Regions from separate parts of the Mus musculus genome. Here all the other regions are linked to region 2. Evidence: chromatin loops called from intact Hi-C (ENCODE). Cell type or tissue: heart. All regions are shown on one strand. Each heading gives the region's core, and the rest is flanking DNA. Links, peaks and the distances in the headings are about the cores only.

Region 1 (10,162 bases), core at 3,474-8,473, 710 kb before region 2:
CCTCCCCCATCCACTCCTCCTCCCTTTCTCTTCAGAAAAGGGGAGGAATCTATCAGGGTGACCCTAGCTAAGATTCCTAGCAATGGAGATACAGAGCCTGAACTGGCCATCTCCTGTAACAAGACTTCCAATGGAGGGATTGTGACACCAGCCCAGCCATAATTTTACAATTTGTCAACCTACAATTTGTCCTACTTACAAGAAGTGCAGAGGTAAAGATGGAGAAGAAATTAAGGGAGTAGCTAACCAATGGCTGGCCAGGCTTGAGATCCATGCCATGAGAGGGAGCCCACTCCCGACACTGCTAATGGTATTCTGGTACACTTGCAGACAGGAGCCTAGCATAATTATCATCAGAGAGGCTTCACCCAGCAACTGATAGAAACAGATGCAGAGACCCACAGCCAAGCATTAAGCGAAGCTTACGGCAATCCTGTGGAAAAGGGGAAGGAAGGACTGAAGGAACTAGAGAGGTCAAGGATACCATAAAAAACCTCTACAGAATCAACTAACCTGGGCCAATAGGGGTTCACAGAGACTTAACTGTCAACCAGAGAGCATGAGTAAGACTGACTTAGGCCCTTTGGACATATGTAACAGTTGTGTAGCTTGGTCTTCATGTGGAACAGTAGGAACAGGACTGTCTCTCACTCTATTGCCTGATTTTCAGACCCTTTTCCCCCCTATTGGGCTGCCTCGTCTCGCTTCAATAGGAGATGTGCCAAGTCTTACTGCAACTTGATATACCAAGGCTGGTTGGTATTCATTCTTCTGCTACTTGACAATGGAGTGTGACTAGCTGATTCAAGCTCCTGCCCCCATGCCTTCCCTCCTACATGACAGATTGCACCCTGGAACTGCCATAATAGGAACTCAGATCAACCCTTAGTCACCTCTGCCAGGGATCTTGTCAGTAAGCAGTGTAGTATAATTTTATCCTCCACAGTTTACAGGGACAAAAACTTAACTCACAGCTCGAATATAAATCAAAGCAAGATTATTGGGTATGGGGGGATATGTGGGTGTCTACTAGCCTCTTTCCTCAGTTTGCATGAATGAGTTTCAGAAGGTTTAAGAAACCTGTGGAATTGATCAATGTACATGTTGTGATATAGAAGAAACAGAGTCAGAAAGACTCAGACATACAAACAGATGACATGGTAAAGGATGAAAGTTAAGATGGAGAAGAGGAGGAAGCGATCTTGGGCATGGTGGTTAGCACCTTTAATCTCAGCACTCCAGATGCAGAGGCAGTCACATTTCTATGAGTTTGAGGCCAGCCTGATCTTCATTGTTCCAGGACAGCCAGAAATATATAATGAGACCCTGAGTCAAGAAAGAGAGAGAGGGGGGGGGGGAGGGAGGGAGGGAGGGAGGGAGGGAGGGAGGGAGGGAAAGTAAGAAAAAGAAAGAAAGAATTTTTTAAGAATGAAGAAGAGGAGAGAGAAGAGGAAAAACAAGAAAGAGGAAAGGAGGTAGACTAGGTGAGAGACAGAAAGAAACAGAAGAGGGAAAAAGAAAAAAGAAGACAAGAGAGAGAGAGAGAGAGAGGGAGAGGGAGGGAGGGAGAGAGACAGACAGACAGACAGACAGACAGAGACAGAGACAGACAGAGACAGAGAGACAGAGAAAGAGAGACAGAGAGAGACAGAGAGAGATAATTTTTGAAAGAACTGAGGGCCTTGAGAGGTGACTAGGTCATGAGAGGAAAACCCCTTAGCATCCATCTAAGGAGAGACTTGAGAGAACTTGTGGATCCCCTCCCAAGTGAGAATACAGTCAGACTGTCTATGAAGAATGGATCCTCACCAGACCTCAAATTCTGAATTCTGATGTATGGCATTTTATATGCCACCCATCCCTGTGTATTACTGCATAGCTGAACAGACATAGCGTTCGTACTACATGGACAGAAATGTGCTTTGTGAATTGCCTGCCCCTTTAGGGAGGTGGAAGCGCCTTTGTCCTTCACCCCAGGCCTTTAGGAAGTGTCCCCACAAACAATGACATTTCTCAACCTTTCCATCCTGTTGCAGAGAGCAGCCTTGCCTACCTAGGCAAACTCAGTTCTAGGAAACAAAAACAGTTGGGGGGGGAGGGGCGGCAGGGAACTATTGCTTTTAATGCCTTACAAGCCTCTGGTGAGATTCAGAATAAAGCCTACTACTGTGAAAGAAAGTAGGAAATAAAAGGCATTTTTATTACCCTGGGCTCTGCCTTGTTCGAGATACCTACCTTTCCATTGTGAACCATAGACCTTCTGTGTGTCTTGGCACGATGAGTTGCTGTGATTTCCTCCCACAGACCATCTGGGTGCCAGAGCCATCTTTATAGGAATGCTTACTCAGTGGAAAGGGAGTTGAGGAGCAGCCTGGAACTCTTTTCAGCAGGCTGTTTTATGCATGTGAGGCAATTACTTCTGCAGGAAGCGGGAGGAAGATTTACAGCATTTAGGATTGCAGAGCCCTGTTAATATTGCAACATAAAACCCAGTGTCCAGAACACAGCTCTGAAGGAAGGCAGTGGCAGGGATCTCTGGAGCCCTTGTTGGACACGACACAGTCTACTTCCCAGACCTGAAGCAGGTAAGCCCACTGCTCCTCTTGGGCTACCAGAGGAGAGGAGCAGCTTGGAAATGTCCCTAAAATTGGGTTAAATGGCAATTAGAATCTTTCTGCCTTTACTTGAATTATTTGTACTCTATTTGGTCTTTCTATAAGTGGGTCCTCATTATCTTGGGAAAAAAATAGAAATTCTCATCAGAGACATAGGGGAAAGTTTTGTCCCTATTGTCTTAGTTAGGTTCCAATTGCTGTAAAGAGACACCATGACCATGACAACTCTTATAAAGTACAATATTTAATTGGGGCTGGCTTATAAGTTCAGAGGTTCAGTCCATTATTATCAAGGCGAGAACGTGCAGCTTCCAGGTACATATGGCACAGGAAGAGCTGAGAGACTGAGAGTTCTACATCTTATTCTGAAAGCAAACAAGAGAAGACTGGGTCCTAATAGTGCCACTCCCTGGGCCAAGCATATTCAAACCACCATACCTACTATGTGCCAACCAAGCTTAACATACCTCAGTCCCCCCGGAACTTAAATTTGGGTTCAAGAAGACTTCTATCCTCCTTGATAGGTATATAGAGAATCAGCGGTCCCAAGTACTTGCCTAAGGACATTCTGCTAATTAAGGAATATCTTAGGGTTTTCTTGCTGTTAGGAGACACCATGACCACGGCAACTCTTAAAAAGGAAAGTATTTAATTAGAGCTGACTTATAGTTTCAGAGATTTAGTCCAGACATGGTGCAGAAGAGGTAGCTGAGTATTCTCCATCTGGATCAGCAGCCAGCAGGAAGTGAATGTCACACTGGGGATGGCTTGGATCTGAGACTTCAAAGCATACTCCCAATAACACATTTTCTCCAATTAGGCCACACGTCCTAATAGCGTGACTCCCTGTGGACAAGTATTCTAACACATGAGTCTGTGGGGGCCATTTCTATTCCAACCACCGCAAGGGACAATGACCCAAAGCTAGTACTTTTCCAAAGTATTGTAATACTTACAAAGTTTTCTTTCAGTGATGGCCTGGGGACGTACTTAGGAGCCTTCTGTTTCAGCTATCCTTTAATGAAAGGAGAACTCTGCTTCTAGGCTACCTCAGCTTTACCTCTGCCAAGGAGAGTTTCTTAAGAAAGTCACCTCTTGCCTGATGTCAACTCCTGTCCTGTCACTTTCATGTCCCACCACAGGAAGCTGTGGTAGAAAAGACAAAATATGTGACCAGTGGGTCCTCCCCAGAAAGTGCAATACTGCCACTTTGATCTTTGACTTCCAAACTGCTAGGACCATGTCCATGAGTGTCAGCCCACAGCCTAAAGGGCTCACAGTAATAAACGAAGTGTGCCTTACTACGTTTGCTGCTGTGTTGAACAAGATAAGCTCAGCTCTGTACACTGTACAGACAAAGGACTGCTTCCCAGATTGGCAGTTCCACAAATTCTGGCTGGACTGAATTGTACAAGAATGTAGACATAGCACAGTAGAGATATGTCATTGTATAAAATCCTTGCCTTGACAGCACAAGGACCCTAGTTCGATTCCTAGACACTATGGGGGGAAAAGCTGGGTATGGTGTGTGCATTTGCAACCCTAACTGTGGAAAAAGGGAGACAGATAAAGCCCTGGTTCATTGGCCAGCTGGCCCAAGCCTGTGAGAGCCTCTTTTCCAAACACACACACACACACACACACAAGACAGAGTGGCAGTGAATGTAATGAATTTGTGCCCATAGACACTTAGAAGTGTTGTTCCAGCTTAAGCCTTGGACAGAACAATGAGGCAGCAGGACTAGATGTCACAGCAAAGAGACAGACCTCAAAAGCACCATCGTCTGCACAGCTTCTAAGAGGAGCAAACGGAACGACTGAGCCACTGTGGCGCCTGCTCTACACTGGGACCCTGAATGAGCATCCTGGGTAGCTCTCCTCCCGCCTAGTGATGAGCTTTGGACAGAATGAAGTGCATTTCCATCTACTACCATCTTTAATTAGGAAGGGAATTCCAGCAACTCTCCATGGACCTGGAAAGTAACCAGTATATCATTTTTTTTTCTTTTCAAATTTGGAATAAGTCAAAATAAAAACATGACAACTTCCAAGTAAACACCCAGGTTCAGCCTTGGTGCATTGAAATAATCTTTAGAATTGGACGGGAAGCCGGAGAAATCTCTGTGCCCAGCATGTCATGGTTGGCTGCCATGCCATGTTCCCAGAGCCAGCTTGCAGTACTGTAATCCATACCAAGTGCTATCAGCCTCAAGAGCCTTTTATTTCCAACCTCTTAAAACCTTAATGATATTCCACGTGAGTACAGCACTTTTAAGTTTATAAAATGTGTTCGTGGTGAGCATTATCTCATTAAATTTATGAGTTGCAACATTTCTATAATTTACAACTTTCCTATAAAGACTCTTCTTCATTTTGTGTCAAAGGATGGCTGCTGAGGTTAGGACAGAGGATCGAGACCAGGAATGTGGTGGGTTAAATAAAATGGCCTTTATAGGCTCAGAGGGAGTGGCACTACTGGGAGGTGGCCTTTGTTGGGGGAAGTATGTCACCAGGGGTGGGCTTTGAGGTTTCAGAAGTTCAACATAGGCCCAATGGTTCATAGACTTTTCCTGCTGCCTCCTAATCCAGACGCAGAACTCTGTTTCTCTCCAGCACCATGTTTGCCTGGCGCCATGGTTCGTGCCATGACAATAATGGACTAGGCCTCTGAACTGTAAGCCAGCCCCAAATAAATACTTTCTTTTTTTAAAAAAAAATTGTTATTGTTATTACTCTTATTGAGAAAGAGTCTTTTTTATTTTATGTATATGTGTACACTGTACCTGTCTTCAGATACACCAAAAGAGGGCATCAGATCCCATTACAGGTGGTTGTGAGCCAATACCTGGTTGCTGGGAATCAAACTCAGGACCTCTGAAAGAGCAGTCAGTGCTCTTAACCTCTGAGCCATCTCTTCAGCAACACCCTCCCCCACTTTAAAAGATTTATTTATTTATTTATTTATTTATTTATTTATTTATTTATTTATTGTATACGAGTATACTGTAGCTGTTTTCAGACACACCAGAAGAAGGCATCAGATCCCATTACATATGGTTGTGAGCCACCATATGGTTGCTGGGAATTGAACTCAGGACCTCTGGAAGAGCAGTCAGTGCTCTTAACTGCTGAGCCATCTCTCCAGCCCCTAATACTTTCTGTTACAAGCATTGCTATGGTTGTAGTGTCTTTTCATAGCAATAGAGACCTTAAGGAAATGCATGTGGTAAGTAGCTGATGTAGTCCTTGCCTTAGGGTCTTCCACTATACCTTTCTGTCAGATGGTCCAGTACCAACAGCATAAAGGTTTGTTTATAGCATAATAAGCCTATAGCCTGCTAGGGGGATATTACAGATCTAAAATATTAAACTGGACAGAACTGGGCCACCTTAGTTTACAACTTAATCCCCTCCCAGAGCAGTGCTGCTCAGGGTTAACTCTAGTGACACTATTCACATCATGATTGTTTGAAAATTGAGGCAAAAATCTGCCTTCTGAGCCCCACTCCTTGGGCCTGGTCCTCCCTACAGTAGCCCACAGAAAACATCTGTTCTTCCACATCACCTGCAGGGGTCAGCATTTCCTGTATGTTTCTGGCTAGCCCAGCTTTCACATGTCTTCCAAATCAGGCTTTTATCTGTCATCCACATGTTTCTGAAGAGAGCTGGAGCACTGATGTCCTTGACTGTCCCCACAGAGGGTCTGGCAAATTATGAATCATAGATTTTTGTAGTGACATCAAGCTAATTGGGCTGGTGTGGTTTTGTTTTTTGTTTTGTTTTGTTTTGTTTTGTCTGCCCCCTTTTTGGAAATCTCTCTCTGGTTTTCATACCTGAAATGATTCTATAAACTCTGGCAGTTTCTCTCAGCCTCATGGTACATTAGTAACCTGTATAGTTCATATTTCTTCTCCTCCTCTTCCTTCTCCTCCTCCTCTTCCTCCTCTTCTGCCTTCTCTCCCTCTCCCTCTCCCCCTCCCTCCCTCTCTCCCCCTCCCCTCCCCTCCCTCTCTCCCCCTCTCCCTCCCTTCTACCCTCTCCCCCTCCCCTCCCACTCCCTCTCTCCCCCTCCCCTCCCCTCCCCCTCCCTCCCTCTCTCCCACCCTCCTCCCACTTCTCTCTCTGTTCTGACCTCACATATGCTAGGAAGGTGCTCTACCACTAAGCTATATAGATCCCAGCCCCCCTCTTACCTTTTATTGTTTTGTGACAGGGTCTCACTAATTTCTCAGGCTGGCCTTCAGTTCTCACTGTAGCCCAAGCAGGCTTTGACCTCGTATTCCTACCTCTACCCTTTTGAGAGTCTGAGAGTGCCAAGCCTGCTGCTTCGTAGTTTGAATAAACCTTCACCTCTACCCACTTTCGCTCTCTTTGAAAATCACTCTTTGGATTATTCTCAGACCCCAGCAAAGGTGCCCGGTTTGTTCTGACCAGAGCCCGCTGCCTTATATGTAAACAGGACAGGAAACCAGAGAAATCATTTGCCTGGTCCTAATTTATTCGTGGAGAGATGAGATAATTATGCCTGACCACAAGCCACAGGTTTTCCCTGCTGCCTGGATGCTCATCTGAGACAAGGTGGGCCTTATGCTGTTGTGTCTGTAAAGCAGAGAAGGCTGATTTCTTTAATACATTTAGCCGTGGTTTCAACCGAAGTCCAGGGTTAAAAGAGGCCTGTGAGATCTTCCACCAGCCTTCTCTGAGATGCTCTCTGAGAGAAAGCCCATCAGCTCCGTGGGGACCCTGGACAGGGAACAGGCTACACCAGCCTCCAATCCTAGACAAGTTCTACTTTTCTTCAGTGTGAGCCCCTCCCCCAGCCCTGCCCTCATGCTATGCACAGGAGTTCCTGTTTCCCAGTTAAATTCCTCAACCTATGTCCCTCGTCCTACGGAATGTGCTATGGAGATCTTAGAGTGGGATCCTTTGGAGGCAGCTCCTTTAGACCATCCCTGTCCTAAAAAGGGTGGTCCAGGAACCATCCAGCTCTCCTCTGAGTAAGTAGGGTCTTTCTTTGACAGAGGTCACAGAATCTTGTCCCCTATTCTGGGGACCCAAGACAGGACTCACAGCCTTGGTTTATGTCCTCACCCTCTAGCCCTACAGACTACTGAGAACAACAGGGGCATCTATCCTGTGGGATTCCCTGTTGGACTTGATCCAGAAAGCAGGGCCCATACCCAGTCATCTTCTCTGCTATCCGGCTCTGCCTCTGAAGGGTGTACTGGGTCCATCCTCACCATTGCTCAAGTTCTGCATCCTTTGATGGGTGTTCCAGCAACAGCTCTAACTTCTCATCAAGCAGGGTAGGGTCCTTCTCCAGTCAACTATTGTCTTCATTGTCAGTTCTAAAATTCGGACCACTTCTGCTCATCCTCATAGCAACTTTCCTATTGCTGTGACAAAACAGTCTGACAAACACACCTTAAGGGAGTAAGAGGCTGCCTTGGCTTACAGTTGCAGAGGTGTATTGTCTAGCAGGGTGGGAAGACATGGCAGAAGGCAGGGAAGATACGGTGTCAGGAGGCTGGCTGGTCCTACAGCATCCATACTCAGCAAGCAGAAAGCAAACGGGAAATGGTTCTCCAGGTCCACCCTCAGTGACCCACTTCCTCCAGTGAGGCTCCCTAAAGATTCTCAAACTAGAGACCAAGTTTCAGACTTATGGACCTTGGAGGAACATTTCATGTTCTAACTATAACAGTGTAAGACTGGATGTGTTAGATTTTTCTTTCATTATCTTTAGATATCACATGTGTCTGAAGTATGTTTCCTGAAGTTCAACATTGCAGAGAGCTTCCTTGACATCACAGAAGGCATATAAGACATTTTATTTTCAACTTAGGTTTAATTCAAGATGACCTTAGCTACCATACTGCAAGATCGGTTTAGCTGACACTGACCTAATCTTTATGACAACCCCATAAGTCAGGAACCATTGTCACCCCATTGCATATGGGGAAACCAAGGCACTGACATCTGTACAGCTAGGGAAGGGGCAGCCAGTATTAAGAGCAGGCAGTTGGCGCCTGAGGTTAGGATCCTAATTTTTACTTTCTTCTGATCCAAGGAGTGTTATCCTGCTTTACTCAGTCCTAGGAATTAAGAACCGTATCTTGCTCATCAGATAAACTCAATAAATATTCCCCAACTAAGTATATGAAAAAATTGAATCAATGAACAGGTCTTTAACTCAGGAAGTCTTCAAGAAAATTATTCACTTTATAGGTAGTCTGTGTACTTCAGTGTATGATAGATTCCCTCAGAGAACTTACCACAACTCAGACAGTTGAGCCCTACCACAGAATTCTGGATGTTAAGGATTTTTTCCTAAAGATTGCTAGGGGCTTCAGAGGCCGCCACTCAAGAGAGAGGGGCTGAAGAAATGCTCATTTGATGTAAAGTCACATGACACATTCTCAGCAGACACAGTGGGTTATGGGAACTGGAAACACAGTGAGAGAGCCAGTACTCAGTGCCCAGGAGTCTATTCTGTCCAGGCAGAAGGGAGCTCAGAGCAGAGCTCATACACTCCTATTTGTCAGGTTGTTTGAAACTCAAACAGCCATGGCAATGTCCAAGCCTCAATTGGGAAGCCAAGTGCAGACAAAGATGCAACCGTAACAGAAGCCTCCATTTTCAAATCACCTACCCCACACCAGGCTTAGAGTGTATACAATGCATTTTTGCTATAACACTATGTGTGTGGCCCTAAAAACCCCAGTGTTCTGCAAAATTGCATACTAAACATCACAGGGCTTAGAGGAAACAAAAAGGAATTGAAGAATTAAAAAAAAAAAAAAAAGAAAAAAGAAAAAAAAAAACAGTAACAAAAAGGCTGACCAGACCAATAAGAAAAAGTAATGGTGATGCTAGCTGAGTGCTTCCATGTAACCTCCCTGGTATCAGTCTGTGCAAACATAACATAACCAATCTGTTCATTACTACCCTAAACCTTGGAGTGGGTGCAGCTTCCTTTGAAACCAGTGTCTAGAGAGGTATTTTCCCTTTAATCCAGATCTAAACTCTGACCTGCTTTCTTCATTAACTCGTTGCTCTAATGCAACAGGAAGTAGGAGTGCCCCACTCACAGCAGGATCTGCTGGCACAACCTGGTTGAACAAGTCACAGTTTGAATATCTCTGGGACAGCCATTCTACAGTAAGGAAAGGCACACCTACAGCTTGTCAGCTCTTACCTAAGTCTATCCTTCTACCATGATCTGTTCCTCCATTGTGAGAAGGCTGCCTCCAGGCCCCTCAAATGTTTGTGCAAAAGGCTTTCTCCTGAACTAGAATGTCTCCCAGTGTGGAACACACCCAGGATAGTTTCCTAGTTGGCCTAGTAAGCAACTTATAAAGGAAAGCATTTAATTGGGGTTCATAGCTCCAGAGGGTTAGAGTCTATGACTGTCATGGCAGGGAGCATGGCAGCAGGCAAGCATGGTACTGGAGCAACAGTTGAGAGCTTACATCTGATTCACAGACACAAGGCAAAGAAAGAGGCAGAAAAAGCTAACTGGGAATGGCATTTGAAACCTCAGAGTC
Region 2 (10,162 bases), core at 2,842-7,841:
TTCTTTACACAATCAATATAAAATGCCATGGACTGTCCATCAGCTCCAGATCTCACTACCACAATCCCATCTTCTTTCTTGTAATGAGCCTGTGTGTGACAGCCTGGCTGCCTCTTCACCCTGGCTGATACTCTGGCCGAAGTTTGGTAAGGTTTGTACTCCCGACTGTCTCATGGGATAAACAGGGATCAGAAACTGCATAATTCTTCTTTAAATCTACTTATTTTATTTTATGTGCATTGGTGTTTTGCCCTGCTTGTATGTCTGTGTGAATGTCAGATACCCTGGAATTGGAACTACAGATACTTGTGAGCTGTGAGGTGAGTTCTGGAAATTAAACCTGGGTCCTCTGGACAAGCAGCCTGTGTCCTTAACTGAGGAACTTTCTCTCTATGCCCAGATGCATTGTTCTTATAGAGAGTAAAAACATAAAAGTGGTGGATAAGGAAGAAAGCTAGAAATAATCTTTTGGAGTCAGTGCTGAAAGTGAACAGCCCTTAGTTTTGTTATTTTAAAAATATACTCTCAGGAACATACTTAAGAACGGTTAACTGATATATATTAATTAGTGGTAAGTGCTACTCATTGTATTGGAGTTGAGATGGAGAAAATGGATGGTCTGATGGAAAATGCCCTCAGCTGAGGTAAGGGGAAAGATGTGAATTTAGCAATTATCTACTCAAGATTAAATATGCCTTAGTGTTTCAGGTATTAAATTCCTGACACTAATGACACATGATAGCTATCACCATTCCCACTTTTGTGATGAGCATGTTAATTTCAGTAATCTGTACAATCAGGGAGCAAATGTGTTATAGAGTCTGGATTTAAATCTCCGTTGTCTGACACCAACAGTTGAACTTTTGACCTTTATTTCCAAGATTCCTCACGCTGAAGGATTGCATGTTTAATGAACTCAATAAAGGAGTCAATGTATTAAATCTTTGCACAGTGTCACTCACACTCTGGGGTTGAGTGGGAACTTAGTCAATAGGACCATGCATTTCAGTCCAGCCTGATTTGCATAGAGAGACTCTGCCCCACATAACCACAAAGGTTTACATGTGTGAGTACACACACATGTTCTCCAGGGCACTAAATTGTATCTTTAGAAAAAAATCTCACTAATATATTTTTTTTTGGTCTTGTTTTGCTTTCCTTTATTGATTTTGATTTTCTGTTCAGGGTTTATTTTTCTCTTTATTGATGTCAAATAATCAACAAATTCAGACTTAGTCAAGAAAAGTTTACCTACAAGGTTACTTGATAAAAGGGACCGTAGAGGTAAGCAGAAGCTTTGATCAGGTGGTCCAAACAGTGTTTGTCACCAAGTTTCCAGTGGAGAATTCAAGATTTTTGATAATGAGAAATAAACATAGCTAGAAATCAAGTGTAGAAAAATAGAGGGAAAACTTGAATGTGTTAAAATTCTACCCAGAGCCTAACCTATTATCAGGGCTGTGTGGGAGAAAATGTTAATGACAAGCTGTGGTCTAACTCAGGTTTAGGTCAAGATTCAGAGACTGGGAAGAAAGAAAGAGACTTCAGCAAAACTGGGTTAACATGTGCTTTGTTCTGATCAGTCATGGGGGACAAGCATTTCAAGCAGTCCTTTAAGAGGCAAAGAATGGGTTTGGATCTTAACCTCCTCTTCCTGTGTAAAAGGACACCTATTGTTTAGCTAGCAAGCAGAAGGGCGATTTTCGTCATAAAAGTTTCATGAACAGAACAGGATGGGTGGGCGTTTCTTACTTACCTCTGGTTAGAGGCTCAGAGACTCAGATAGTTAGAAACTGTTGCCCTGTTTAGAGTGTCCTAAAGCCATGCTGGTTCTGAGCATATTGCTCTTCTGTGCTACTGGCATTATGCTAGGTTCCAGAGTACTTCTCCCTGAACACCATTTTTCAAGTCTGGGGGAGAAATATTTCATTTAGATTTCAATAAAATTGTGTCATAAGTGAATAATATGGGGTACTAGAAACCAAACGAAATTGCCTCATTGAGGACAGCTCTTGAGAATATGCCTGGCCATATTTACCTTGAGAGTCCGGTTCTAGGCTGGCTACATGTTCATTGAAGATTCCAAATATAGGCTGCATTTTATGTCCCTTTTCCAACTTGTTTTCATGGACACAATGTTACAACCCATTCATTTCGATAAAAACCTACTTTTGGACAGTGTACTTGAGTCAGCAGTTTGAGTGGCTGAGGAAGAGGGATTGCCACAAGTTTGAGGCCAGCTTTGGGGATTATGTATGGCTTTCTCTCTCTCAAAACTCAAGCATACGAGCAAAAATAAAATGCAACTGCCTTTGAATACCAAGTAAAACTGTTAATATAATCAATCTAACAATACCCCATTACTCGTCATGTAAAGATACTATTGAACTTGGGTTTCCTTTCATTAAGCCATCCTCCAAGGTGACAGAAACATATATGCTACCCATGTCCTTGACAGTTCACTTCTAAGAGCATCTACCTATAAGGGAACACATAAATCACTCTGAAAATATAAAAATATTTATAGACACAGTAGCAAATATTCAGAGAAGACAGTCTGTATTAAATGTCCAGGAAAAACCTCCTAGAATTCTTTATACATATCCTGTTCTTGACTAAATGAACTACCATGTTTTCTATTGCTAAAACCCAACTATATGAACCAAGGAAACTTGGAAGAAAGCAGCTTATTTGGCTTATGCATCACAGATTACAGTGCATCATAAAGGAGAGTAGGGACAGAAGCTTGAGACAGGAACCGAAAGTGAAGCCACTTACTGGCTTACATCTTGTGACTTCTTAATCCTGCTTCCTTCCTTCCTTCCTTCCTTCCTTCCTTCCTTCCTTCCTTCCTTCCTTCCTTCCTTCCTTCCTTCTTTCCTTTCCTCCTTTCTTTCCTTTCAGTTTTTATTGTTCTCTCATAAACTATATCCTGATCACAGTTTTCCTGCTTTCCCTACCAACAGTTTCTTCCTCTGACCTTCCCTCCCACCCATGTGAAAATGGAGGCATTTGTGCATCTGAAGTGCCTTTTTCCTATATAACTAAAGCTTTTGTCAAATTGATAAAAACAAACAAATCAGCCAACTAAACCAGCACAATGCCATTCCTCTTTTCAAGCTCCCCTTACAACATCTGGGGTCATGTACATCTCTAAGTACATAGGCCATTTCTTACTGTAGGTCTTCTTATTTACCTATTACCTTTAGAGTATTTACAAGCATTGATGATTTCTTTAATATTTTGCTTATGCTCCTCTGCCTGTTAAGAGTAACCTGTAAATGCTTATAGTCTTACATGACTACCTGTCAGGATTCTAAATCACCTACTGAAGAGTGTCCCTGAGTATTTGTTTAAAAATTAGGACAGAGGGCCATTAAGATATCTCCATAGGTTAAGTCACTTATGAGCAAGATAGACAACATGGGCTCAGTCCCTGGGACTCAGCTAACTTAGATGAGATTTGGCTTTAGCAAGTTGTTCTATGATGTTGATAGGTATACCATGGGATGCCTACTACTACACACACACACACACACACACACACACACACACACACAAATACATACACAGTCATATCATGTATACATCTCCATACACAAATATACACATATGTATGCCTGCATACACACATACACATATACAATCACACACATGCAAACGCAAATACATGCATACACACATACACACATATACATATAAATACATACATGTCCAGATATGCTTATATGCATGTGCATACACACATATATCCAAACACATACACATGCACATACACAAACACACACACATGTATATATATTCACAGATATGCATATACTCCTGCCCCCATAAACAGACACTCATGCATACACTTGAGCTCATGAACATACAGGCACAGACACATACTCTCAACATATACACAAACACCCATGCACACACTAATGTAATGTTTTTAATTATTAAAGAAAATTTTGACAGCATTTAAATCTAAATATGTCTGGAAGAAATAGAGTTTCCTGGTCTGAGACATCAGCATTCCAAATGAATCAGACCACATCATTCCCCAAAGCAATAGGTAAAGCCCTGGTTTATATTTGTATAACTATATGGCCCTCTCTTGTGCTATTTGGTTGTGCACACATGTATCTGTTTCCCCTGTCCCGAAACCACTACCTACCTGCATTAAATTTAAATCCACCCTTGAGTAGCAAAGAAAAATAAATTCAGGAACCTTTGAAGTGCCTTCTATTCCCATCCCAGTGTTTAAAATAATAGTTTAGTCTCAGCTCAAGATCTGGGTTATGTATGTTATTTTCAGAACTAACGATGTATAGTGTAATTTGAGCTCTGCAAATGATAATACCTATATTCATACTATGATTTACCATTTTTAAAGCAATTTCATGTTGGCTCATTTAGCTCTCATGAGTACTTTTTAAGAAAAAAAATATACTCATTTTAGAAATGAAGAAACTGCCAGCCATATCTATTAGCTGATTTTGCCGAAACTCTACACGGAGTCAAGAGCAAATCTTGGGACTAGAGCCAGCCAAGGTTTCTTGACTTTTGTCCAGTGGCTGCTCCATGACAGCCTGCTGAGTCAGCCACAGGGGTGACTTGGCCTATTTCTATCTTTGTTTTTAAATAGATTGTGTATTTGGCCTGCTTTTCCAAATGAGAATCGTCAGTAGGTTTATCTCAGAGTGGATGCTGTTCTTTGGCACAAGACCTTCTTTTCTAGGGAATGTTCTGCATCGAGAAGGAGCTCGGCAGTTACTTAGTCCAAGACAATATCCCCACCATGTGGCTGGCTAGTCCAAAGTTGATTGTCTGAAAAGACAGAGAGCTCACTCCTTTATACACTTTCCTATATGTGTCACATTTGCTTATGATTCATGGCAACTCATAAAACAGATGCTGTGACTGGCTTGATTTTAACAAATGGAGAAACTAAGGTGCCAAAATAAGGACATTGTATAAGATTACAACTTTAGTCAATTACAGACCAAGGATTGGACTCATGCAGTTTATATTCCAGAGGGTCCTTACTTAAGGATCCCACTATGCTGCATGTATACTCAAGTTGAATAGTTTCATTTCTAAAATAGAGATCTTCCATAGTCTTGTTATACAATGTGAGTGCACATAGATATGTATGCAAATAAATAAGGATTAAAACAAGGAGCTCATCAATCAGAAATTTGGGTTCGGCTGTGTTTACACAGCTTGGCTATGGCAGAAAAGAATTCTTGTAGTGCGGAGCAAATGTGTTGGCAAGCCACTTTCTTCTTTAAACACTCAGATCTCTCCAGAGCAGCTCTAGAAATTACCCCTTTAGTGTTAGCCAAGAATTGAAATCAAGAGTAGAGTTCTGGTTATATCCTCAGCTTTATTTAGCTCATGGAGTCAGCCCTTCATCTTGTCTTTAGTGCATTTATCTTAAAAATTGAATGTGAAGTTCAGATACATGAAGTATTCCTTTGTATGTCTCAATATTTAAATTAAACCTAGCTCAGATGCCATCTATTTTTACTTCTGATACAGAAAATGGAATTTCACAAGTAAAGTTAACTCAGTAATTCTAATTTTAAGCCCAGTCCCTCAAATTCATTTTTTCTACGTAATTCCCATCATTTCTTTCTTTATTATTAGAGCACCACCATGGTTTCGAAGTAATCTGTGCAGAGTCCTGGCTCTAGGTGGGGATGGAGTGGACAGGGAAGTAGCACTCTGATATTGGCTCATTTGAGTCTCTTTCTGACCATTACTAATGTGTGCTTCCTTTGCCCAATCTGTTATCAACCTTTGCCCATTTGGAATCCATATGGTCTTCTAGTCTGCCCAATCATAGACTTCAGTTGTAGTAGCCTTGCTTTTTTCTTATCCAACATGGTGTCTGATGGTTCAGAAGGGTGTCTGGGGTGTCTACTTGTCCTCTAACACATACAGACAATTCTGAGTGCCCCAGCATGGCAGCCAGAGTTCCATGGGACCATGGTACAATTTATCTTTTATCCCTGTTTCTTATTGTTTCAGCAAAAACTCCCTGAAGTCATATGGATTTTATAAGAGATCTGTGCTGGCCCCGGGCTACCACCCAAAGACAGGAATTAAGAGCCCCGTTTTTGAAATCTTCCCAGTTAGCAATGGGAGTTTATCATATTGATACATCATTTGCGTAGTGTGCATGAAGACCAAGTTTTCATCTCTAGCACGCCATACCAACCCTTACATATACACACACCATAGTTCTTTCAATTTATTGAATGATTTCTTTTCTATTGTGCTTCAGTTTTACCCTAAAGTAGAGCTGAAGAGAATTACCTTTCCTGCAATTCTTACATATTGAGACCCATCTCATCTCTAAACCTTTAGCCTTATCTGTGTTCAGGGGAGACTCTTGTCATTTACAGAACTGTTTAAATAATCTTATGCCAGCATTTCTTCTTCTCCATCCCATAGTTGATGATAGAGCTCTGTATTCTAAGCACATCCCTTAAATAGTTAAGAACAGCAACGGCAGTGATAAAAGGCCTTTTCAATTCACAGTGTTGTTAAAATAGGATACTGAATGAGGCTTTTCCTATTGTCTTAGTGCTTTGGCTAAAGTTCCACTTCTGAGAACAATAAGTTCTGACATTATAAATAGAGCACCACATTGCAGTCAGTTTCCTCTCCCAGTGCTTGGCCGAGAAACAATTGCCACAGTAGTCTGTGACCCCGTTCTCCCACCCAGAACACTATAGGCAAAGAAGAGATCAGAAATTCTAAGACAGTTAACTAAAGACAAAGAAAAATCCTAAGTAGTTATCATCCTTAAAGCTTTCTCCTTTCTTTACACATGGGCAGGAACACACTCTCCCAGGGGCTTACCCAGAGATTTCCAAGGCATTGGTAAGAGAGGGATGGGGTTCCCTTTCCAAATGACGCTGACTTGCAAAAGTTGTTCTTCATTGCAGTGCAGTCCATTAGTCTGTAGGGCAACTCTTAGGGACATTTGGCGTGAGTGGTTTATTTACTATAGTGTAGGAGCCCCTCACCAGTTGAGAAGTGGCAGGTGAGCAAGGATACTATCAGAGCAAGGGAGGAGGCAGCCTGACACCTGCTGTTAGGTGCTTCATGATGTTTAGAGTGACCAAATGGGTTCTCTGGAATATGTCTAAACTTCGGCTGTCTCTTACATGCTCATTAGTATATCTTTAGGATCCAGAGTAAGCTGTCAGGGTCTGTGGGATGTATAGTAATCAGGCAGAGGTGAAGGGGGGTGGGGGGCGATGAAAAGGCTAACTATCAAAATGAGAAGTCTGTGGGGTGAGAGGATTACCAGGAGAGATTCTGGGAAATCCATATACTGGCTTCTTAAGAATCTACCACATAGACACAGAGTGCACATGGGAGGCACGTGAAGGGGATCATGACCAGAGAGCACTAGCCTAGGAAGAGCAATAAAACAAACCTAAACATGTGGAAAAGAAGTTCTTCCTGGAATAGCAGATCCTCCACTCAAGAAAGGCCCGGAAAGTTAGATGGATATTGTGCTTAGTCTAAATTCTTGGAGGCAAGTCAACCATGAGGCAGAGCGCCAAGTGGTCACTGGGACTAAAGGGAGTCATTTGGATTTATTCTTAGAGTTGTAGCACCTGGACACCCTGCTGACTAAATCAAAACTTGCTATTAGAATGAACCAAGAATGAACTCACTGCATGGGTGGGCTTAAATTGTCACTAGAGATCAGACAGTGCATTTGGAGAAAAAAAAAATAATGTTTCTCTTTTTCGTTCCATACAGGATAACAGTGAGGTAGTTACTGTCTCACCCTGGTTTCCAAAAGCATATTTAGGGAGTCATTGTTAAGGGTTTCACTTGGTCCTCATTGATATCTTTATGGACGTTATCATTCGGGGCCAGCTTCACAACTTATAGTGAAATAGTAGACATTAAGGAAGAAAAAATGTTTAAATGGAAGGAAAGTCAATTAATATCCTAAAAGATTTTTCCACATTGGAACTGGGTCTAGCTGTTAGCGAAGAGGTAGCTTTTTAATTTTAGTGCTCCAAGCACACCCCTGTTGCCTACTGTAGTTTAGAAATGGGTTGAGAGAAGCAAGCAACTTTCTGGCGATGTCATGTTTTCAGAGGTTTCTCCCTAGGTAGCCAATCAGTGTTGAACTAGTTTTCTTTATAAATAATTTATAGAGAGGCAGGATCCCTGTCCTTGTCTCTTCTTAACCCTCTCCTAGACTCCTGACATTAATCATCTGTCCCAGAGGGAACTGCTTCAGTATGAAGCAAGTCTATGTGTCTTCATTCCACTGTGGGTATATGTATATGTAGAGTAGGGGTGTGTGGGTAATACTCAGATGTGTCAATCTGCATGTATGGAAGCCAGAAGAGAGCATTGCACAGCTGCCTCTATCATGCTCTCTATGGCTTTGAAACTGTCTCTGAACCTGGAGCTAGGCTGGTAGCCAGAGAGCTCCTCCTACCTCTCCTCTGCTCTTTCTCCCCAGCACTGGGCTATTGGGGAGCATATGACCACATGTGGGGTTCGATGCAGGCTGGGGAATATTCAGCCAGGTTCTCATGCTTGCAGCACCATTATTGGCTGTGTCATTTCCCCAGGTGCTCACCACAGGACTGTTCCTTCTAAAATAGCCCCTCTTCCACTATCAGCAAACTCTTCCGAGGGATAGCTTTGTTTAAAACTCATCCAGATTTCCATTGAAAAGTATAATATGTGCATTCTATTTTAAAATAGCCTTCATGTTTAGATAGCTCTCTGTCTCTTCGATCCCCCCCTTTGATCTAACCTCCTCTATAGTTGAAGATTTTGTTGCTTTTTGAAAAGCCCATAGATTTGTCCACTTTCCTGGAGAAATCTACGTCTTCCCTTGTTATTCTGAATCCTCACTCCTGCCCAGCAGACACCTTACCCCTCTTCTCTTCTTTGCTGCTGCTGCTGGCAAACTGCTTTCCAAGATCAAACTTTTAGCCCATTTACATCAGCCTGCTCATCTTCTGTCCCAACACTTCCTCATTGCTGGAGTACCCATCACTGCTCTGTCAGGCATTTCTTGTTCAGTCACCTGAGCACACAGGGCTTTTTTCTTTTTCTTTCTTATTTTCCCCCTTTATCTCTTTCTCCTTCCTTCTCCTTCTCCTCCTCCTTCCTTCTCCTCCTCCTCCTCTTTCTCCTCTTTCTCTTTCTCTTTCTTTCTCTTTCTCTTTCTCCTCTCTCTCTCTCTCTCTCTCTCTCTCTCTCTCTCTTTCTCTCTCTCTCTCTCTTTCTCTCTCTTTTTCTTTTTGCATGACTTTTTATTACCACAGCCAAGCACGTTGCCTAGACCTTAGTAGAGGTATACTGACTTGCTCTCAATGGAATGGAACACAATATTCACAGTATCTCAGAATCCTCATTTTGTCAGATACATACAGATACTGTGTGTATCTGAAAGTCTGAGGATTTGATATATCATTCTACAATGAATGCATTTCTCGCTGGAGGTTCTGGAACATTTTCAACATCTGTTTGCTTAGTGAGAAGTTAGGTTTTAAAACAAAGGGGCAAATGAAGTAAGGACAGAGATAAAAGATCTTGCAGGCCTAAAGGTTATTTAATTAGATAATATAGATAATACAGCCACTGTTCTTATGTGCTGTGTCTATTGTGAGTATTAGTCAATGCTAATCAATCAAAGGAACATGGAGGTTTAGGGGGGACTCAAGGCCACACAAACATTTTTCATATTTTAAAATTGTTTGCATTTGGGTCAAAAATTTTTTTGAAAGAAGACCTATAGTGACAAATTTCAAGTTCTTTCTCAGTTCATTGTTACAGGCAAGCAGCTGGGGGAGAAGTTTCACCTCCCATCTCCCAGGCTCAGTGAGGAAATGACTTTACACAAGGTGGTCCACACAATGGTCCAGTTGCAAAGATCTAAAGCATCTAAGATAGTAAAGTGAGTACAGGCTGCAACAGGGGTGAGACAGAAGGCTGGATGGAGGAAGGGATATCAGTAAGGAAAGGGGAGGACATGTGACAGGGAGAGCAGTGTGGTGACTAAAGGGAGGCCCTGACAGAACATTACATTAAAAAAGTAAACTTTGTATTTTGGGAACAGTGATCAGTTTACAGTGATGACTGAGCAGGATGTATGGAAATTTACAATATACTCCTTGCC
Region 3 (10,162 bases), core at 2,126-7,125, 470 kb before region 2:
AGCAGTATTGAAACCCTTCTCTCTTGATCCTTCACTCTCTCCAATATACTATTTTGAAGTCTCTTATAATTTCAAAAGCCTACCTTCTCAAACGGTAATAAACATTTAGCCCCACTAAAGACAAATCCAATTAAATTGGTTTGAGAGCCATGAATTAAAAGGTTGGGGGGGGGATTAGATAAATCCCTAGACACAGATTCTAGCCACTATAAACCAAGTTTCCATTTTGACAACCAAATCATCTGCACCAAATCTCAGTTTACAATCTGCCCAAATAAAAGTCTTAAAACCAAATTAAAACTTGGGTGATTATTTTCTGGGTACCTCCCTCTATTCATCTTTCTGCTATGTCCTTTCTCCATTATCAGGAGCCAGGAAACTCCATCTTAGACTTGCTGAGAATCTGTAGTTCTATAGGTTTACATGCTAGGAAAAAAAACACCCTCTTCTATCTGAGTTGAATGAATTTATGTTATAGATTCACAGGGCAAGACTAAAGCCCAGGGAAACAAAAATTGTTCATTTTATATGTGCATGCATGTGGCTGTAGAGACTAGCTAGTAAAGGGAGTTGGATTCCATAAAGCTGGTGTTATAGGGAGATTGTGAGTTACCTTATAAGGGTGCTGGTGAGGACAGGCATTAAATCCTTTGGAAGAACAGAACATGCTCTTAGCTAACCATGAAGTCTGCATGAGACAGACATTGATCCTTTGCACATATATCACAGTTGTGTAGCTTGATCTTCCAGTGTGACTCCTAACAGTGAGAAGAGAATTTGTCTCTGCCTCTGTTACCTGTCATTGGGATCCTTGCCCCCTGCTGGGCTGCCTTGTCTACCTTTAATAGAACAGGAGATGCCTAGTCTTACTGCAACTTGATAGGCCATGGCTGGCTGATATCCATGCAGGCTGGCCCTTTCCTGAAGAGAACCAGATGAGTGGATGGGGATGGGGACTGGGAGGAGAGAAGGGAGGGAATGAAAAAAAAATACCAGACAGTAACAAACAAAGGAAAGAAGATTTGATTTGACTTGTGGTTTGCGGAGATAGTCCACTATGCTTGGGAAGTCATGGTGGCCAGAAATGAAGGCTGCACAGCTGACCACATTGCATCCACATCTGGGAAGCAAAGAGGGGAAAATGCTGGCATGTAGTTCACCTTCTCCTTTTTATTCACTCAAGGACCCCAGCCCTAAGAATAGTGCCTTTCTCATACTCTAGTTAACACAGTCTAGAAAATTCCTCATAGTCTTGTCTGGGGGTTTGTTTTCTTGATGATTTTAAGTCCGGTTTAGTTGACAATGGACCCTAACCATCATACTAACTATTGGCTTGGAACTCTTTGTCTGTTGGTGCCTCGGGCCCAATCTCTTTAAGATGGAAATGAAGTCATACACTTAAAAAGAGACATAGCAGCATATTGTTCCACTGTGCAAAGCCAGGTAGAGAGTGTGCTAGCCCTGGACACAAATCCCCAAGCTACTGGCTTAATCAAAGCTTTTGTTCTTGCTCTAGATTCCCTAGAAGCAGCCAACTTAATTTCTCTTCTTTGCTTTTTGCCTTTGCCAAAATCTTTTCAATCTTGTCATTTCCCCCTCTTTTGGAGAATAGTAAAGGCATGTAAAAATTTTCTGTTTTTTTCTTTTCTTTTTTTATATGAATTTCAGGTGAAGCCCCGATTCTCCTATGCAAATGAAGCAGAACTCTTTCCCTAACCTGATTGCCTGTGGAGATTGGCTGTCTCTAGGGCAACCAGGCACCAGAAAGGCCTCCAGTACCAGTCTCAGGCAAATGCACCTGTTTTTAATTATCAGGAACAGGAACAATTCTGCCAACAGCAAGCAATGTGGGGTAGATCAATTTTTGAGTAACTCAACACTTTAGAGCCCCTCTCCCAAAGGACCTGGGAGAGAACCAAGTTCAAGTAGGCTGTCTGCTACTGCTGGACATGCAGACACCACCATTGTACTTCCCACCAGCATTACTGTCCTACTTTAAACAAGAAGGTTATTTTCCATTTTTCATTATTTTAAGTGTGTGTGTGTGTGTGTGTGTGTGTGTGTGTGTACATGTGTACATGTGTACATGCAGGATTTCCATGCCCCTTCCCCCTTTGCTATTTGCTCTGGTTTTGTGAAGATGTGCCTGCTGAAGGGATGCAAGGAAGCATTTTATCTTCCATTCGATGACATCCTGTCAACTGAACATGGGATGAACTATGGAGCAGGATGATAGCTTGGGATAGGTGTGGCAGCATGTTGCTTTAACAGGGACTTCATTTTCTCTGGATATAAATAGAGGAGGTGATTCTTTATCTAGAGCAACCAAAATACAGGGCATAGAAAGTAGATGCACTTGGTAAATGGCTGCTAATTTCATGTGTTTTCCCCAGAACAATGGGTGACTGGTGTGGACTCAGGCATGCTATAGTTTGGATGTGGTTTGTCTTCAAGGGTTGTTGATAGTTTGGTCCTGTGTGTGGTGGTGATACTGGGAGCTAGTAGGACCTTTAAGAGGTGGGGCCTAGTGGTGGGTTGTTAAACCCAAAAGGGCACTGCCTGTAAAAGGCATTTAGTGTAGTTCTCATGAGACTCTAGTCAAATTCCCCAGAGAGAATTGTACTTAGTGTCTCATTGCTTTATAACTTTTCTAGCCTTAGGCATTTTCTAATAGCTATTGCAAGTTGACTAATCTGCCTCTCAGAAGTATAACATGGAAGGCCTTTGAGAGATTTAACTCAAAATCATTCTGACAATAGCCTTTGGAGGAGAAGACAGTAAACTGATCAGAATAGTGAAAATAAGCCATGATTATGGTGTAGGTCCCTTGTTATCTAACCAAGGTATAGCAAGAGCCCAGCACTTGGAGTTTTTGGATTTGTTAGTAGGAAATTCTTTAGTGCATTGGTTCAAAGGGTTTTTCTGGATTGAAAATTGAGATTGCTTTTGCAACATAAGAGAAACTGGAAAACAATGGAAAAGCCCTAAGTCCTAGGAGGCAGGCTTCTTTCTATTCCATCCTATCTTGAATTTGTAAAGGAATGTCCGGTGGACCACGGCACCTTCATGACTTCTGTTGTATTTGGGTTATATATAAGGGTTTAGAACCCCATGATCCAGTTTTCAGGGTAAGAGCAAGGTAGCCAGCAATAAGAGTGAGAGAGTTTAAATTGGGTCTCCAGGATATGTATGTCTTTGATTTATATACACATACACACATCACAGGCATGAAGTGTGATTATGTGTCTGTGGATGCCACGTTGTGCATTCAGTTAATCAGGGAGATAGAGACCCTGGCACTGATAACACGTGAGCATAAATCTTGGTTCTGCCCCTGGAAAGCACATCACTTCATCTTGCATTTTTAAAAACCCCTCAAACTTTATGAGGATGACTGTAAAGTGGAGATAATAAAATAAGCATGTATTCTTTGGAATTGCTTTTAGGAGTGGATGAAGCAAGTGGATAAAAGTCATGTGTGGTCCTAGCTTTAGTTAAAGATGGGTACTCTGTCACTACTCCTGCTGTTCTACTCACTGTGTCTAGAGCAGTGGTTCCTACCTCCCTAGCACTGCTACCCTTTAATACAGTTCCTCCTGTTGTTGTGACCTCCAGCCATAAAATTATTTTCATTGCTACTTCATAACTATATTTCTGATGCTGGCATGAATTGTGATGGAAATATCTGTATTTTCTTTAGGCATACGCTGTGAAAGGGCCATTCAGCCCCCGAGGGTGGCATGAAGTAGACAACTGTTAGTGTAGAGCATTCACTAGATTCTAGAAATCAAATTAGGGAAGAGGACCAAAAGATGGTTTGAGAAACATATTTTTCCCTCAGAAATATCACAGACTGTAACCATGTATACCCACCAATACACAAAACAGAGAGAGGGAGAAGGTGAGTGGGAGGCGAGGGGAAGGGGGAGGGAGAGGGGAGGGGGAGAGAGAGGGGGGACGTGTATGCATACATGCACAGTCTCTGGGGCAAAGGGTATATGTAAGGGAGTGAGGAGAGAGAGCGTGAGCAGACAAGAAGTGAGACAGACGATGTTTCAGATTGAGTCTCTGGGCAAGTCCTCTTGGGAAAACTGCCTTTGGCCTCTGGCAAGTTGAGACTGGCAAAAAGATTCCATGAGGCAAGGCAGCAGCAGCAGCTGCTCAGCCTTTGTCTTTCCTCCTGCAGGAGTCTCACGTAGTCTGCTCTGCATTGCATTAGAGATTTTATGATCATCTTAGCCTTCCCCCACTTTTCCTAGGTCACTCTCCCCACATGACATGCTGTTCCTGACATAGCAATATCACAGTCTATAAGCATGTATACCTACCATGGGTCTGCATGCTACAGACATTTCTATTGCTCTTTCTTAGCATTATTTTTGTTTGAAAGTTCCATGAAGTTATACAAAATATATTATAGGTATTGTATTATAAATTCACATATATAATGTACATTGATCCTATCCATCCACTGACACATCCCCCCCCCATTTCTCTCTAAATTTCATCTATTCCTTTAGTTTTTAAAGTTTTTTGGCTATTACTAACCTCTGAGTTCAATTACACATGTTTATGTATACACATGGATCTTGTTTATTTCTTTATTGGTCAGATTATTGGCTCTTTGTTTCTTGTCTGAGGACCTGACAGAGAGGGCATCAAAGCCATCAAAGAGAGCCGTGGCCCTGCCTCTGTTCTCAAGAGAGTGGGCAGTTGAGTCAGGTGGGTCTGGTTGGCATGGTGGCAGCATGTGTCTCCTTTGATTCCACTATTATACCTCGGGGTCTGACCATCTAATTTTGGTATCTTCAGTCAGTGAATTTATTCTTAAAAGAAAGAATCACTCAGGAAGGAACTTTAGTGTGACCTAGAGTTGACTTCTTATCAGAAACAATGAAGGCCAGGGCCCAATAGGACAACATTCAAAGCATTTGGATTAAACACCTGCCAACAAATGTTTGTGGAGTACTCACTGCAATCGCTCTATTTGTCAGAGTGTAGCCAGTGTTTTCACAGGGTTTGCGTTCTAAGGAGAAAAGCACAATTTATAAAATAGTGTAAACAGATTGAGAAACTTCCACACTTCTCAGAGTGTCCAGAAGGGGGCGCCTGACCCAACCTAATGTGGTGGTGCGAGTGAAGGGGAGTTACTTCTCTTGCAACTGTCTTTTTTGTTTGTTTGTTTGTTTTGTTTTGTTTTGTTTTTTCGAGACAGGGTTTCTCTGTATAGTCCTGGCTGTCCTGGAACTCACTTTGTAGAGAAGGCTGTCCTTGAACTCAGAAAACCGCCTGCCTCTGTCTCCCAAGTGCTTTGGGCACATCTGGTGTAGGCTGTATTGACATCCTATCAGATGTAACCCTACTGTAGGGGAGCAGGCATTCGTCCTTGCATTTCTGTTTCTCCATTGTAAAATTTCAGTGTTGAGTCTAACATCGACACCTCCTTAAATTGTTTAAAATCAAAATTTTTATCATTATGGTGTGTTGGGGAACCTAGCTATTAAAATAGTTTCATGAGCTCAGCACAAAAAGGAGGGCTCCCTTTCTCAGCGCGGCTTCCGGTTTCTGCCTGAGAGTGTCCTTGACACAGGTGGCTGGCCTTGTCTGATAAGTGCCCTTGTACAGAGCTCTCTGCAAGGCTGCATAACTCAGCACACATCCTGCTCTGGCTTTCTGCCTGCATGTTAATTAGGTGATGTCTTATAACCAATCAGCACTTCCTGTGCGCTTGATGCCATGGCCAATTAGCTGTTTTTACTTGCACCCCTCCCCCAAAAGCCTTTATATACCCTATTGCTGAAACAATAAAGTAGACTTGTCTCGCTGCAGCAATCTCCAGAGGTCATTCTGTCCATACTTGTAGCCGACTGAACCCTGCTTTTTGCCTTCCTTATCTCAGGCTGGTGGCCACCAGCCTCCAGTGAAAGAAGCAGGCACATAATGGTGGTCTTTTGAAAACAAGTATATGATTTTTCTACTGAGGTGAATATTTTCTTCAAATGCTTCATTGCCACCTCAGAGACAGAGAAGAAGCTGGCTATGAGTATGTGCACGTAAAATTCTTTTCTTCTGCTTTCCCCCATGCACTTTGACTCTTGCCACCTGTAAAAGCCTGTGTTTCTTTGTAGTAGTCTTAGTACCAGGAGGTTGGCTCTGGTGGTTAAATCAGTCCCACTTGTTACCTGGGGTCATCTGCTAAAAAACACTCAGAGAGATTTGCTGTTTTTACTTGAAGTTTGTTTGTTTTACCAGTTTTCCACTTATACATTTAGAAAAGTTATCGTGTGTGTGTGTGTGTGTGTGTGTGTGTGTGTGTGTGAGAGAGAGAGAGAGAGAGAGAGAGAGCATGTGCATACTTATATGCAAACACACAGAAAGAGGCAGATAGACACACATAGAGAAGAGAGAGAGACTGGACTGTGGTTGTATTTAGTCAGCTTCTGCAGATAGATTGTGAATATTCTCATTAAATGGTTTGTCTATAGTAAAGAACAGCTCATAAATATAGTATTTCTCCCTCTTTCCTGGAACGAAGTCACCCAGTAGACACTGAGACACTTTAAGGCTTTGGTTTGTTTTCATATTCACAGTCATTCATGAACACTCTGACCTAAATTCTTTTTATTGAGCTTGGTCCCTGTCCTTGATTCAAGCTGCCTTCCCTTTCTCTTCTCTTTGCCTTTCTCTATATGATGGTTTCTTCACCACAGGACTGTGTAGTTGTTTGATTCTCTGAAATGAATGCTCTATTATTTTCTTCAGAACAGCTAATTTACTTTAGGGGCAGTTTCTGTTAGACCTATCCCTTCAGATTTTTCTAATTGTTTGATCCCTACCTACTAATTCCAGTCACTTTGTACTTTACCTCCTATTTCTCTGTCTGCATCTCCCCTTCCTTTATAGCCTTTGAGAAGGCTTGGCTTTTCAATATTTTGAGTCTAAGTGTTATATTAACCACTCAGTGCAGATTGACAGATCTGTTGACCACAATTGTGTCTATTTTTCATGTGCAGGTAGAATCCCTTGCCACTAACATGTGTTTGTATGCACATGCATGTGAGTATATGTGCGTGTGTGTTAGTGTACACTACACACACGTATCATTTTCCATTATCCTCTTGTCTTTCACTCTTTTCTTACATGTGTTTTACAGAAAATATCAAGCAAAGAAAATAAGAGAAATGTGAAGGTTAGAAGAGAATGAATTTGCTGATGGATGGATCAGTACCCACCTGACAGAAGTTCAAAAAGTATCTTACAGTGCAACCTGAAGGACTTACTAGGTCTTTCAGTACCAGGAGAGATGCAAGTGTGAGTCTTCACCCAGTTTCACTGTATCTCAGCATCTTACGATGTCACTCCTGGGTTGCTCTTCTGGGCTTGTTTTTCCCCAGGACATTTGGTCTGTCCCCAGAGACACTGTTTCAGAAGCCAAAGCAAAAGGAGAGATAACAAACTCTGGTATGATTTCTGGTGGAGACACACTTTCTGATGCTTAAGGCTGTCTATTTAAAAACAGTGAATTAGATTTGAGGCATACTCCTTGCCTAGGTTTCTACTGCTATTAAGTATTTTGCAAGAATTATATTACTCCCTAAGAATCTATGTTATTTCTTCTCATTTTTCCTGCAAAAGATGAGTTCAGTATTTCATCTATTCTCATTTAATGTTAATTCTCCTTTATGCTCAGCTATTAGGAGAACCTTTATGCATGTGTTGTGTGTATGTACATATGTATTCATGTGTGTACATGTGTGTGCATGTGTGTGGTTTATTATTTTCTTCACTAAAGTGTTTGTAAAACCCTCTCCAGATCTTTAACCACTTAAAAAAACAATCTTTTCCTCTTTCTATTATGTGAGTCTGGTTTGACCTTTTAGTTGAGAAATAATTAAAATTTACTTCTGTGTGTGTGTGTGTTTATTCATGCCCTATGTTGTCTAATTTTAAAGATAAAAAGATAAGCAGGATATGAGCTATGTCTGTATTTAAACCTTTAAGGTGACTTTTCTATTCAACCATGAAACATTTTAGGTTCTAAGATGATTCTTAATGCTGTCTAGGTCACTGTCTGCATGTACACCATGGTCACAAGTCACTGCCTCCTAAGTCCTTTGCACTGACATTGTGGAGACCCAGCTCAGGAGGTTTCAAACAGAAACAAGGACCTTAATAGCAGCTGGGTTAGAGGTTGTGCCTATGATATTTTGGGTAAAGAAAAATGCGTCTGCCTTCTGCCCTTGTCCTAAGAACTTGCCTAAACTAAATTTAAAAGCATTTAAAGACAACATAATATTGAGTATGTGGTACTGTCATTATTGATAACTCTTATATAAGTCTACAGTAAAAAGATAAAGTGGAACAGAAAGAAATACACAATGTCCAGTTGGAAAGAAAAGGAGCACCAGAAAACTTAACTGGGAAGCCAAAGCTTATGCTAAAAGAGAGGCTTCTATTGTTAAGATTAGTCCCATTAAGTAGGGGCTTCTTTCTCTTCTTTGGAACAACAAGAACTGTGCCCCAAGTGTGAGGCTCTGCCCAACTAAGCTTCCAAGTGTGTGTGTGTGTGTGTGTGTGTGTGTGTGTGTGTGAGAGAGAGAGAGAGAGAGAGAGAGAGAGAGGAGAGGAGAGTTTCATTTCTTCCAGAAAACAGCAGCATCTGGTACAAATGTGATTTAAAGGTGCCAAGGTCCATCCCAAGCCACCAGTTGGCTATGTTGTTCACATGGTGCTGGCTTTGGAAGCATGCAAGAAGAAAGAGTGAGGTGGTCATGGACTCTTCTTCTGGGGTTTCGAAGAGAAATTGGAACCAGGTAAATTATGGCAGTGTTAAAGTCACTGTGAGAAGAGGGGCCTGGGAAGTCATTGTGGTGAAGCTATAAAAGGAAAGCCTGAATTTCAAGGGAGATTCCAAGCTACTGAAGATACCTGAAACATCTGCCAAGGAATGGTGCATATGTAGTTGAGCCAGTCAATGTGTGTTATAGGCAGCAAAGCCAAAGGGTATAAGCTATCTGAACCCTTAGGAACTGAAGTCTCAAACATCTGACATGAATGTGCAGAATTTGGTGTTTGCTCTGCTGAATTTTGGTCTTGATTGAGTCATCATTTTCTTAATATTTCCCCTTTCTTCTATTTTGGAAAGGGAATGCATATTTTGTGGCACTGTACATTGGAAGATTTTAATTTGCCTTTTCATTTTACAGGGTATTGCAGTTAAGAGACTTTGGATTTTTACATAGTGTTGCATCTGTGGGGATTTTTAAGGTTATAGCAAATGCATTATGATATTGTCATGAGCCTATGGAGGTCAGAGAGTGGAATAAGGTGGTTTGAATAAGAAATCTTCTCCCATAGGCTCAGTTATTTGAACATTGGTTCCTTATTCAGTGCTGCTGTTTGGGGACTCTTTAGGAGATACAGCCTTGCTGGAGAAAGAACCCTTTTCCAGTTCAGCTTATCTGCTTTGTATTTGTGGTTAAAGTTGTGCTCTCTCAGCTTCTTACCCTGGCAGACTACTGCCATGCCTCCCTTGCATCTGTGATCACCTTTGGAACTATAAGACAAAATAAACCCTTCCAAAAGTTGATTTTAGTCATGGTATTCTATTACAGCACCATAAAAGTAACAAATATATATATTATACATTTTTTTCTTGAAATAGGGAAGACCATAAAAATCCTCTCTATTTGTCTGAAAGGTGTGTTTATATGGAAAACTCAGAGTGTCATTGATATTCTTCTCCTCAGTAGGTGTCTGGTGAGATATGTTTGTCTATATGTTGTAGCATAAGCTTAGAAGGATAAGACTATTTTTGAAGGGTTGGCAGGGCTGAGATATGAGTGTTGAGCATGAGCAAATAGGTGGCCATCTTTCCTTAATTGATGGCAATGGATGAGAGCTGCTAAAAGAATGGAAAGAAACAGCCAGAGCACCTGGGGGAGCCATCTTGGTTCCCAGATCCCTGAGAGACTAGTCTGCACAGGTGAGAGTGTCGACTACAGAAGATACACCGCTTCTGGGACAAGCAGAAGCAACACAGCTTCTGGGGCAGACCCCATTTCAGGCTCCAGACATCTGGGCACCTTCCTTGCCAGAGGATAGGTGTCCTCCCCACCTGGGAGGACCTTGCTGGAGCACCTGGGGGAGCCATCTTGGTTCC

The links. Peaks named below come from ENCODE experiments on the same cell type or tissue, not always from the same donor. Only the 100,000 strongest peaks of a DNase experiment are listed, where the experiment ranks them.
Region 1: it touches region 2 in a loop (6-fold over the local background); 5 of 42 quality-filtered maps call a loop at or near these places.
Region 3: it touches region 2 in a loop (19-fold over the local background); 10 of 42 quality-filtered maps call a loop at or near these places.

The regions. Positions count from the first base shown.
Region 1 is chr12:13,596,458-13,606,619 of GRCm38, forward strand. It overlaps a transcript of Nbas not described here. Among named protein-coding and RNA genes, the nearest start is that of Gm35725, 26 kb to the right of the region's middle. In heart, for the core only: a CTCF peak has its summit at 6,167 (motif pointing right); no DNase peak of the experiment used is centred there.
Region 2 is chr12:14,311,306-14,321,467 of GRCm38, forward strand. No RefSeq gene overlaps it. Among named protein-coding and RNA genes, the nearest start is that of Gm40840, 33 kb to the left of the region's middle. In heart, for the core only: a CTCF peak has its summit at 4,793; no DNase peak of the experiment used is centred there.
Region 3 is chr12:13,839,630-13,849,791 of GRCm38, forward strand. No RefSeq gene overlaps it. Among named protein-coding and RNA genes, the nearest start is that of Gm35890, 180 kb to the left of the region's middle. In heart, for the core only: a CTCF peak has its summit at 5,092 (motif pointing right); no DNase peak of the experiment used is centred there.